Linked DNA regions of Homo sapiens: region 1 is linked to region 2. A link is a loop called in an ENCODE intact Hi-C map of the cell type or tissue named here. Cell type or tissue: PC-3. All regions are shown on one strand. Links, peaks and the distances in the headings refer to the core of each region. The heading gives the core; the rest is flanking DNA. Region 1 has its middle 92 kb from the start of KLHL13. Region 2 overlaps KLHL13 (kelch like family member 13).

Region 1 (5,395 bases), core at 340-5,339, 140 kb before region 2:
CAGTCATTCAGCAAACATTTATTGTGTCGGCCATGTGCCACGCACTATGCTGGAGAGTGGGAATACAGAGATTTTTTTAAAAGTTCTCATCTTTTAGGCCTTTATAGTTTAGCAGAAGAGCCAAACAATTATAGTAGTGAGATAAGTGCTCTGATCATTTCATAGAGGGCCATAGGAGAGTACAACATAGTTGGGTATATTGATGGGGCTGGTCCCAGGGAAGCTGAATCTGAGTTGAGGTCAAAGGAGTAGTTGGAGTTTCCCTGGAGAAGGGGGCTAGGAGAAAGATTTTCTAGGCAAAGGCAGCATTATTTGCCAAGGTATTGGGGCACTGAAGGGCGTAGCATTTACAGGGAGCTTTAATAGCTTGGCTAAGTCAAAAGTAGGGATTAAGGAAGGTGTGGAGTGATGGGAGATGAGACTGAAGGAACAAGAAGGGGCTGGGGCATGAAGAGCCTTGGACATCCTGCTGGAAGAGAGTGGGAAACTAGTGGAGAGTTTTAAATAGGGAATCAACATGATCAGGTTTGTGTTTTTGAGAATAAGGTATTAAAAGAGGACTCAAGATGCTCAAGCACAATGCATCGAACACAGTCAGGAAATGTGACAGAAACCCACAGTTTCTATCCAGGAGATGGCAAGATGATTGGCTATAAGGCAGTAGCAGTGGGGATGGAGATCCAAACTTGTTCCTGTTGTCTTGGTCCAAGTAGTAACTGGGGTCTTACAGCAATATTGGCTAAGTGCTGCAGTGGTCGGGGCTTATAAGAATGGAGAAAAGGCCCTGGATTTGTCTTAAAGGAAGTCACTGGTTCCAGGGTGAAGGATGTGGATAGCAGGGAGTGATGATGGCAGTGCTTTCATATGCAGAGTCCAGGAGAGATTCAGCAAGGTACAGTATGTTGAGGTCAAGTCCATGATAGTTAATTTTTTGTGTTGTTTTTATTGTATCAAAGAGCACAAAATGGTGTTTGTGTTTTATTTGGCCTATACAACATTCCAAACATTTTGAGTCAACAATGAAAAACCAGGAGATTTTACAATTTACAAACTCACATTTCTGGTTTCTCTTGAAAAATCCAGACGCTCTGGCAACACTAGGCCTGCATTAGTTCATGTGGGTCAGCTGGAGCGGAGTAGCTACTGCACCCTTTAGATGGACTGTTTGCTCTCTAATCAACCACACACCCACCCCTCACACCGTGTATGCAGATGCACTCACACTCTGCCTGCTTAGCCAGGGTGGGCTTTGAGTTTGTAATCCCCAGGTTATCTCAGGCCTAGCTATTTTTTTTTTTTTGAGACGGAGTCTCGCTCTGTTGCCCAGGCTGGAGTGCAGTGGCGCGATCTCAGCTCACTGCAAGCTCCGCCTCCCGGGTTCATGCCATTCTCCTGCCTCAGCCTCCCGAGTAGCTGGGACTACAGGTGCCCGCCACCACACCTGGCTAATTTTTTTGTGTTTTTAGTAGAGACAGAGTTTCACCGTGTTAGCCAGGATGGTCTCCATCTCCTGACCTCGTGATCCACCCGTCTCGGCCTCCCAAAGTGCTGGGATTACAGGCCTGAGCCACCGCCCCCGGCCTCTCAGGCCTAACTTTAAAGGTGACTTGCAGCAGCCAGATTGCTCATACAGGATGGTCTTTATCATTCCAGTGAGCAGATTAAGCCATCAGCTGAGAATAAAGGACATGGAGAACAGATTGGATTACAGAAGTCATGACTGCACTTGTAAGTGTTGTCTTGATAACAAACATAGTAGGCTTAAAAAATCTTTAAGTATGAAACTTTCTCAAAGTTCTTTTACAAAATATTTCTTATTGTTCTGTATTGTGATTTCTTATTGTTCTGTATAGTCTGTTTACATGAATGTCTTTCTCACTCATCTGGTGAACCTCTTATGATCAGGAACTGTACCTTTTCCTTGGCTGTGGGTCTGATATAATATAAAGATATACATACATATATACATGTTGATATATGTGTATATATGTTGATATATATATATGTTGAAATATACATCTATATAATCAGACCCTTGAAAGGGGTTGATATCATAGAAGGATACACACACACATATATATATACACACTCACATATATATGTTGATATCTATCTATATATGTTGATATTGTATATATCTATTATATCAGACCCTTTCGACACACACTCACACACACACATATATATGTGTGTTGTGTGTGTATGTGTGTGTATATATATATACACACACACATATATATATATATATATATATATATACACACACACACACATGCACACATATATATATATGGAAAGGATAAAAGTGATGAAGGGGAGAATAAGACTGTCCCTTAGGGTTCTTGTCAGGAGACCAGATGAGACAATGTATGACCAAATGCTTAACACAGAGCCTAGCACGTAATAGACACCCAAATCGATTTTTCTTCCTGCATATGAAAGAGCTTAAAGAGCACATACTCAATAAAAGCTGGTTGCCTTTGTTTCCTCTTCCCCTTCTCTGATGTCAACATTCCTGGGAGATTCACCTTTGACCATTCTAGCAGGGCTTTTACATGCAGTGTCTCTCACTCAGCGGGCACTCGTTTATATATTCAATCCATTGATTACAATGGTAGATTACATACCTACTATGTATACAGTCTCATACTAGATGCTGCAGGGATGCTAGAGGTAAGACCCACTTCTTCTCTCTTGTTCTTTGCCTGGTAGGGGGATTAGACACATATTCAAGGAACTCTATATATGAAAAACAAACTATTCGATGTGCCACAAAAGAGGACAGGCAAAATGCACCTGCCATCCAGAGCAGCGTGGAACCCCATGAGGTAGGGGGAATCAGGAAAGGCTTCCTGCGGGAAGTGATACCAAAGACAGCATGGGAAAGGGTAGGATTTCAGCATGAGGAGGTGGAGTGGCTGTGGAGGCAGTTTTCTGCCTACATGCAAAGTTTTCCTTGGAATTATGCCTAGTTGTCAAAGGTCTTTTAAAAATCTAAATAAAGTAGACACATTGTTTCTTCTCTTGCCAACAGGTCTCTTTACCCTCTTAGACAACTCTATAGATGAATGATGCAAAAGCAAACCAAAACCTCAAAGTGAGACACTTAACTAGGTCATACCACCAGACTTACTTGAAATATCAAACTGGTATTATTTCTTTGCTTATACCTGAACACTCATTGGCAAATATTTACTGAGTATCTATTATATGTGAGCACTGGCACAGTTACAAGATACTGTGGCATATAAAAATGAATACAATATAGGCCATGGCCTCAAAGAGCCTTGACTCTATTGAGACAGATATGAAAATCATGTAATGTGGTAAGTAGTCTAGTGGTAAGTAAGTAGTCTAGTAGTATGGATCTGATCCAAGTGCTATGAATGTGCAGAGGAAGGCACAATTAACTATATCTGTAGAGAGGTTGAAGGAAGGTGTCACAAAGGAGGTGACATTTTTAGTGGGCCTAGAAGAATAAGTTGAATTTATCAAGGCAGAGAAGGGGGTAAGAGAATGAATTAATATTAATCAGAGCCAGGAACTTCAGGCTTAACCCTCAGTGAAACCTTGTGATCTAGCTATGATTATTTCCATTTTGCAGATGGGGAAATTGAGGCTCAGAGAGACCAAATGAATCATCTAAAGTCACATAGCTAGTCAATGTCAGAGTTAGGCTTTGAACTCAGGCTTCCCTGTCTCCACTATATCAAGCTGCCTTCATGGGGAAGAAGCAGGGGGCAGTAAGGATATGGAAAGACATTCTAGGCAAAAGCAAACTTTGCTGGAGATGAACAGGGTTTGTGTCAGCAGGGTCTCACTTTAGCTATGACCATAACTGCCTGACTTTGGAGCGCTTTACAGATGATTATCTCCTTTTTTGGACCTGCTTTTGAAGTTAGAGTTGTTCAATGCCTGCTTATATTGACTATAACATGCAGTTCAGCAAGCATTTATTGACTGAATTGGCTGCAACAAATGGGATTTAGACTGTTTGACCATCTTCCAAATCATTTGTACAGTGATAGATTGGAACAATTCTCAGAAAGTTTACTTTAGCATTTCAGTTAGCCAAAGTCACCAGATTGATAATGCTCTTTCCTGGACCTTACAGACAGAGACACACGGCCTGAAAGTAAAGGCTGAAGGAACTTATTTTTCAAGAGGTAGCTCTCTTCAAAGTACAAAATGTTATGTATTTAGGAACCACTTTAAATCCTTTCCTGAACAAAAGAAAGTTTAAATACACAGATAGATAGGCATATAGGTAGATAAAGTGGTAGAAAAACATATATAGTCATGCATTGCTTAATGGTGGGGCTATATTCTGAGAAATGCGTCATCAGATGATTCCTCTGTTGTACAAACCTCACAGAGTGTCCTTACACAAGCCTAGATGGAATAGCCTACTACACACCTCGGCCATATGTATAGCCTATTATTCCTAGGCTACAAACCTGTACAGCAAATTGCCGTACTGAATATTTTTAGCAAATATAACACAATGCTAAATACTCAAAACATATGTAAACATAAAAAAGGTAATGTGTGACCCTATGACGTTAGGATGGCTGTGATATCACTAGACAACAGGAATTTTTCAGTAATTTCCCATTATTATGAGACCTTCGTCATATATGTAATCTGTCCTTGACTGAAATGTCCTTATGTGGGACACGACTGTGTTTATGTCTATAAACCCATGTACATTTATATATGCATACATGAGTATTTCACTTATAAGAATTTGTACAGTGGCTTAACTGATAAAAATGATCCCACAGCAAAGTCTACTATAGTCGCTCCCTATCCCTCTTAAAAAACAAAAACTTCTCCCCGTTCACCTTTGAGCAAAGGAAATATGCCTGGCTAAGGACTGATGAGGTTCTTAGTGAAAATAAAAATGCTGTAACCCTGCCTGTTTTGCTTATGGGAATACCAACTATTAGGAGTCACAAACCTCAGTACCACAGTGCCATTGACCCATGCAACTGAAGAACTGTCCTGCATGCTCTGGTTTAATGCTTTGGAGTGGTGTGCGTGGACGTGTGGGTGCCCCCAAATTGCCAAGCCTTCTTGGTCCCTTTTCCAAAGCAATTTTTAACTATATTCCTTTCTTTCTGTTTGATTAGCCGTCACCCTAGGATAGATCATTATCACGGCACACCTACACTATTGTGATAGCTTCCAAATCATTTTCTCTGTTTCTAGCTGTGTTCAATTCCATCCATGCACAGCCGTTTGAAACTAAACACTATTTTGGCAAGTGACACTGGCACACACACAAAAAACTAAACTAAATACTGCTTTCTTCTTCCTGTCTTTTATTCCATAAAAACAGACATTCTTTTTTTTCTGATTAGATAACTAACATGTTTGCAGTTAAAAATACAAA
Region 2 (5,395 bases), core at 147-5,146:
ACCTGTAATGCATGTGACTGTACTGAATACTATAGGTAGTTGAAACATAATGATCTGTATTTGTGTATCTAAATATATCTAAGCATATAAAAGGTATGGTAAAATATGGTATAAAAGATAAAAAATGGTACACCTGCATAGGGCATTTATCATGAATGGAGCTTGCAGGACTGAAAGTTGTTATGGGTGTCAGTCAGTGAGAAGAGAATGTGAATGCCTAGGATATTATTGTACACTACTATAGACTTTATAAACACTATACATTTAGGCTTTACTAAATTTATAAAAAATATTTTTTCTTTGGTAATAAATTAGCCTTAACTTACTGTAACTTTTTACTTTGTACACTTTTTAATTTTTTAAAACTTTTTGCCTCTTTTGTAATAACACTTAGCTTGAAACAAAAACATATTGCACAGCTATACAAAAATTCTTTTTTTATATCCGTACATATATACATATAATTTCTTTATATAAGCATTTTTCTTTTTTCATGAACTGGAAGAATTAATATTGTTTTTTATTTGTATAAATGTAAGGGGTACAAGTTCAATTTTGGTACATGGGTATATTGTATAATGGTGAAGTCTTGGCTTTTACCATATATATGCCTTTTTCTATTTTTAAAATTGTTTTTTTTTTTTTTTTTTTTACATTTTAAACTTTTTTTTGTTAAAAACGAAGACACAAGCATATACATCAGCCTGGGCCTACACAGGGTTAGGATAATCAATTTCACTGCCTTCCACTTACACATCTTATCTCACTGGAAGGTCTTCAGGGCAATAACGTGCATGGAGCTGTCATTTCCTATGGTAACAATGCTTTTTTTCTGGAATACCTCCTGAAGGGATGTGCAGCTGCTCAGCTCAGCAAAGGCACCAACTCCCAAGGGGGCAATTTTCAGTTTCAGTTCAGGTGAGGGTGTGTGTGTGTGTGTGTGTGTGTGTGTGTGTGTGTGTGACTCTTCTGGATGGCCCTGTTTTCACCAGGATGCAGGGCTCCACCAAAGCGCTGTTTGCTCAGCAGCAGAGTGCAGATTCAGCTCAGGTCCCTAGGGGCAGGGTGCAGGCATGGCTGGGAGAAGATGGAGCTGTTCTGCCAAAGTATGGGTTCCCCAGGAGGGACTGCGCAGCCTCAACTCTGCCTGAGGGGATGGGGGAAGGAGTGGGTGGAGCAGTTCCACCATTTCTTGGCCCCACAGGGAAGGGACAGTTGTTCACAGCTGGACTTGAGGATATAGGGCCACTAAGCAGGGGTGGTTTGAGGGCAGTTTAGTCTCAGGGAAGAAGATGTGCTGTGACTACTCGTACTCATCCTGGGGCAAGACATACTCTAGCATTAGCTCTCAGTGCAGTAGCCCTGTGGGCCACTTGGGGTGGGGCACAGTGTTGGCTTCTTATCTGTGGGGGGAGCACAGCTTTGTGGTCTCTAGGCAGCTCCCTCAGCTGAGCTTAATGCTAGTGAGGACTGCAGGGGACCCCAGTAGTGAGGATTGTAGGTATCCAAAGGGTTGATGGGGGCTGCTGGGATCCTCTTGCCTACCTTTGCACCATAGAGAGAAGTTCCTTCTGGTTCCCAGGTTATCTCACATGGGGGATGGGGTGATGGAGTCCTAGTATTTCCTTCCGTTCTTTATGTGACTCTCCTGAGTTTCTGTGCTCACCAAGGTTTGTGTTACTCCTTTGACGCACCCTGGTGTTCTCCATTAGTTATTTTCATTAAAATATAGCTGTTTATTTGTTGTTTTGCTTGTCTTTATGGAAGGGAGGAGGGCTAGGGGCTTCTAGTCGGCCATCTTCCTCTCTACCCATTGTGCTTTTCTAGTGATACTGTTCTGAAGGCTGGATCCAACAGAAATTGTGTGTGTGCAGAGATGTGTAAATAAGAATGCGATATTATAGTCATGTGTCACATAACCTTTCGGCCAGTGATTAACTGCCTACGAAATTGTGGTCCCATATGATTATAACGGAGCTGAAAAATTCCTATTGCCTAGTGAAGTCAGATCCCTCCTAATGTTGTAGTGCAAAGCATTCTTCACGTGTTTGTGGTGATGCTGGTGTAAACGACCCCACTGTGCTGCTTCTAGTGGTATAAAGGTATAGCAATACTGTTATATATATAGTACATAATACTTGATAATAAATGACTGTGTTACTGGTTTATATATTTACTATACTTTCTATTGTTATTTTAGAGTATATTCCTTCTATGTATACAAAAACCTAACTGTAAACAGCTTCAGGCAGGTCCTTCGGAAGGTATTCCAGAAGAAGGCATTATCATCATAGGAGATGACAGCTCCATGCACGTTATTGCCCCTGAAGACCTTCCAGTGGGATGCGATGTGGAGGTGGAAGACAGTGGTATTTATGATCCTGACCCTGTGTAGGCCTATGTGCTTGTGTCTTAGTTAAAAAAAAGTTTAAAAAGTAAAATAAAAGTAAAAATTGAATAAGGATTATAGAATAAGGATATAAAGAAATACAATATTTTTTACAGCTGTATAATGTGTTTTAAGCTAAGTTATTACAAAAGAGGCAAAAAGTTAAAAAAAATTTAAAAGCATATAAAAAAAGTTACAGTAAGCTAAGGTTATTATTGAAGAAAGAGAAATTTTTTTATAAATTTAGTTTACCTAAGTGTACAGTGTTGATAAAGTCTACAACAGTATACAGTAATGTCCTAGGCCTTCACATTCACTTACCACTCACTTACTGACTCACTCAGAGCAACCAACTTCCAGTCCTGCAGGTTCCATTCATGCTAAGTGCCCTATACAGGTGTACCATTTTTTATCTTTTATACTGTATTTTTACTGCACCTTTTCTAAGTTTAGATATGCTTAGATACACAAATACTGACTATTATGTTACAGTTGCCTACAGTATTCAGTACAGTCACATGCATTAGAGGTTTGTAGCCTGTGAACAATAGGCTATACCGTATAACCTGGGTATATAATAGGCTATATCATCTAGGTTTGTGTAAGTGTATTCTATGATGTTTGCATAATGATGAAATCACCTAATGACACATTTCTGAGTACCTATCCCCATTGTTAAGTGATGCATGACTGTACTTACAATGAGAAACTATTGGAAACTCTCTATGTATATACCAATGGGAAGAATAAAGAATTGTCTCATTGTGTTCATGGGCACGTACCTTAATGACTAATGATTTTGAGCATCTTTCCATATATTTATTTGTTATTCCATATATCTTTGAGTATGTGTTCAGATTTTTGCCCATTAAGGAAAAAAACTAGATTTTCTTTCATTGTAGAGTTGTAATTTTTTTATTGATTCTGGATGTAAATCTTTCATCAGATGTGTGGGTTGCAATTTTTCTTCCTGGTTTGTGGTTTGTCCTTTCATTTTCTTGGTAGTCTTTCTCAGAACAAAATATTGTAATTTGATAAAGATCATTTTGTCAGGTTTCTCTTTCGTAGATCATGTTTTTCATAGCTACAAGATCTTTGCCTAACCTAAAATCCTGAAGATTTTCTTCTATCTTTTCTTCCAGAAGTTGTATATTTTTGGGTTTTATATTTAGATCTGTGATCCACTTTGAGTTAACTTAAAGCAAATAAGATTTATTTGCTAGGAATACTTTTATTTGTTTAACTCATAAAATAAATATGTTATGAAAATGTGTTACTAGGAGTTATTGCCTCCAGTTGGTATTTTGGAAGCATGGGATTGTTAGTGACATTTAAGCTCTTTTGACCCTGGCCAGAAGTTAGAACTATAGTTGATTTCATAATTTAGTGACTTAAAAGTGTGTAGTATCTGGAGCAAATCGTTTCATGAAAGAATACTTACCAATATTTATTTTTACTATTTTACCCCTGTAGTTCTGTTTCATTAAAAATAAACACTTGTCCTGACCCACTAAACAGATTTCATGTCTCATGACTGGTTCCAGATAATTTAAAAAGCATACTGGCTTAACTATCTTCCTGAATTGGAACTCACAATCTTCACCACCTCCACTACTAAATAAATATTACCTGTCATTACCCTTTTCTGTCTGCTTTGTAACAATTCTACTTGGTTTTTCTCTAAGCACAGTTTAATTTTTGTTATGACTTTACAAATTTTTAGATAATATACTATCAGCTATGTTGTCAGAAAAAAAACAGTAAATGGAGTAATAGAAGGAACTTATTGTGATACTGTAGAATTTTAGTATCTATTAAAATAGCGATGTCCAGCCCTGGAGGAGCTATAACTCTTCCGTATTTGTGTTTCATTACCTATTCCTGTCTTAGTTGAGTTTCTTTTACTTCTATGTAGCAGAAACACACTGGAGCTTGCTCTAGCCTAATGGAGCCTAGGGAGGCCAAGGGCAGGAAGCTAGAAGGGCTCAGTAACTTTGGAAGCTATTCTTGCTTCTTGTATCATTTGTGTTCCAGGCTACGTTGGCTCTGTTTCTTTTTATGTGAGTCCTTTACACCTCTGTCTTTCTGAAGACTGGCTTTCTCTGATTTCTCTGTGCATATGACTGCCCTGAGACCCTGGGATTACTTCTGGCCAGACTAGAATTGCTCTGCTCCAATTCCCAGGAGAGATAGTATATATAATTAGTTTAGGACAAGTTCCACTTCTGGTCTAATCAGCATGGCCCAAAGGTAGTTAGATTGGAAAGAACAACCCATGTTTGCCTTGTGGGTAGATGGTATGCAGTTCTCAGAGACTGAGAAGGGTGCTGGGTCTACTGCAAGTTCACAAAATGCTGGTTGGTATACATTTACCTTTTAAAATGAATTTTAATTAATTTGGTTTTCAGAATGTAGAAGTTTATAAAAAGTTCATTGTATATTAAAAAAGACTGAGTTAAGGATTACAAAACTAGAAAAGTCACACTGACATCAAAGGATGACTATTCTTTTATTACTTTCATGTTAAAAATAATTAAGCTTATATAACAAATTTAGTCAAATATATTGACCACAGAGTACTCTTTATTTTCAAAGGTGGTAGTCATCCACATAGTGAACGTCTTGTCGATCCAGCAGTTGAAGGTGTTATAGGCTAAAGAAAATTAATATTTAAAATATTAGACATGCATTACAAATTTACCTCTGAAGAGTTTTCATTTAGATATATTAAAATTCCAAGTTGTAGGGAAGGGAAGATATGAGACCCAACATTTATTGTGTTTCTGCCTAGTCAGTCAGTTAACATATTTTATTTCATTCAGACCTTATAGCCACCCTTTGAGAAGTAGGCGTTGTTATCCTAGAAGCAGTGAAGAAATTAAAACACACAGAAAACAGCTAGCAAATATGTAGTGAGGCTAGCATTTAAGCTCAAGTCTGTGTGACTCTACAGTTTCTTCTCTCTTCACTCTACTGTTTGGGGGTATGAAAGTATATTTATTAAAC

Evidence for each region. A loop is a pair of places that touch in the nucleus more often than their neighbours do. Peaks named below come from ENCODE experiments on the same cell type or tissue, not always from the same donor. Only the 100,000 strongest peaks of a DNase experiment are listed, where the experiment ranks them.
Region 1: it touches region 2 in a loop (4-fold over the local background); 1 of 110 quality-filtered maps calls a loop at or near these places.

The regions. Positions count from the first base shown.
Region 1 is chrX:118,205,794-118,211,188 of GRCh38, reverse strand. No RefSeq gene overlaps it. Among named protein-coding and RNA genes, the nearest start is that of KLHL13, 92 kb to the right of the region's middle. In PC-3, for the core only: no CTCF peak of the experiment used is centred there; a DNase peak (open chromatin) is centred at 3,148; H3K4me3 peaks cover 349 bases; H3K27ac peaks cover 1,521 bases.
Region 2 is chrX:118,064,678-118,070,072 of GRCh38, reverse strand. All of the region lies in intron 1 of KLHL13 (kelch like family member 13), which reads left to right. Among named protein-coding and RNA genes, the nearest start is that of KLHL13, 49 kb to the left of the region's middle. In PC-3, for the core only: no CTCF peak of the experiment used is centred there; a DNase peak (open chromatin) is centred at 2,942; H3K4me3 peaks cover 302 bases; H3K27ac peaks cover 2,856 bases.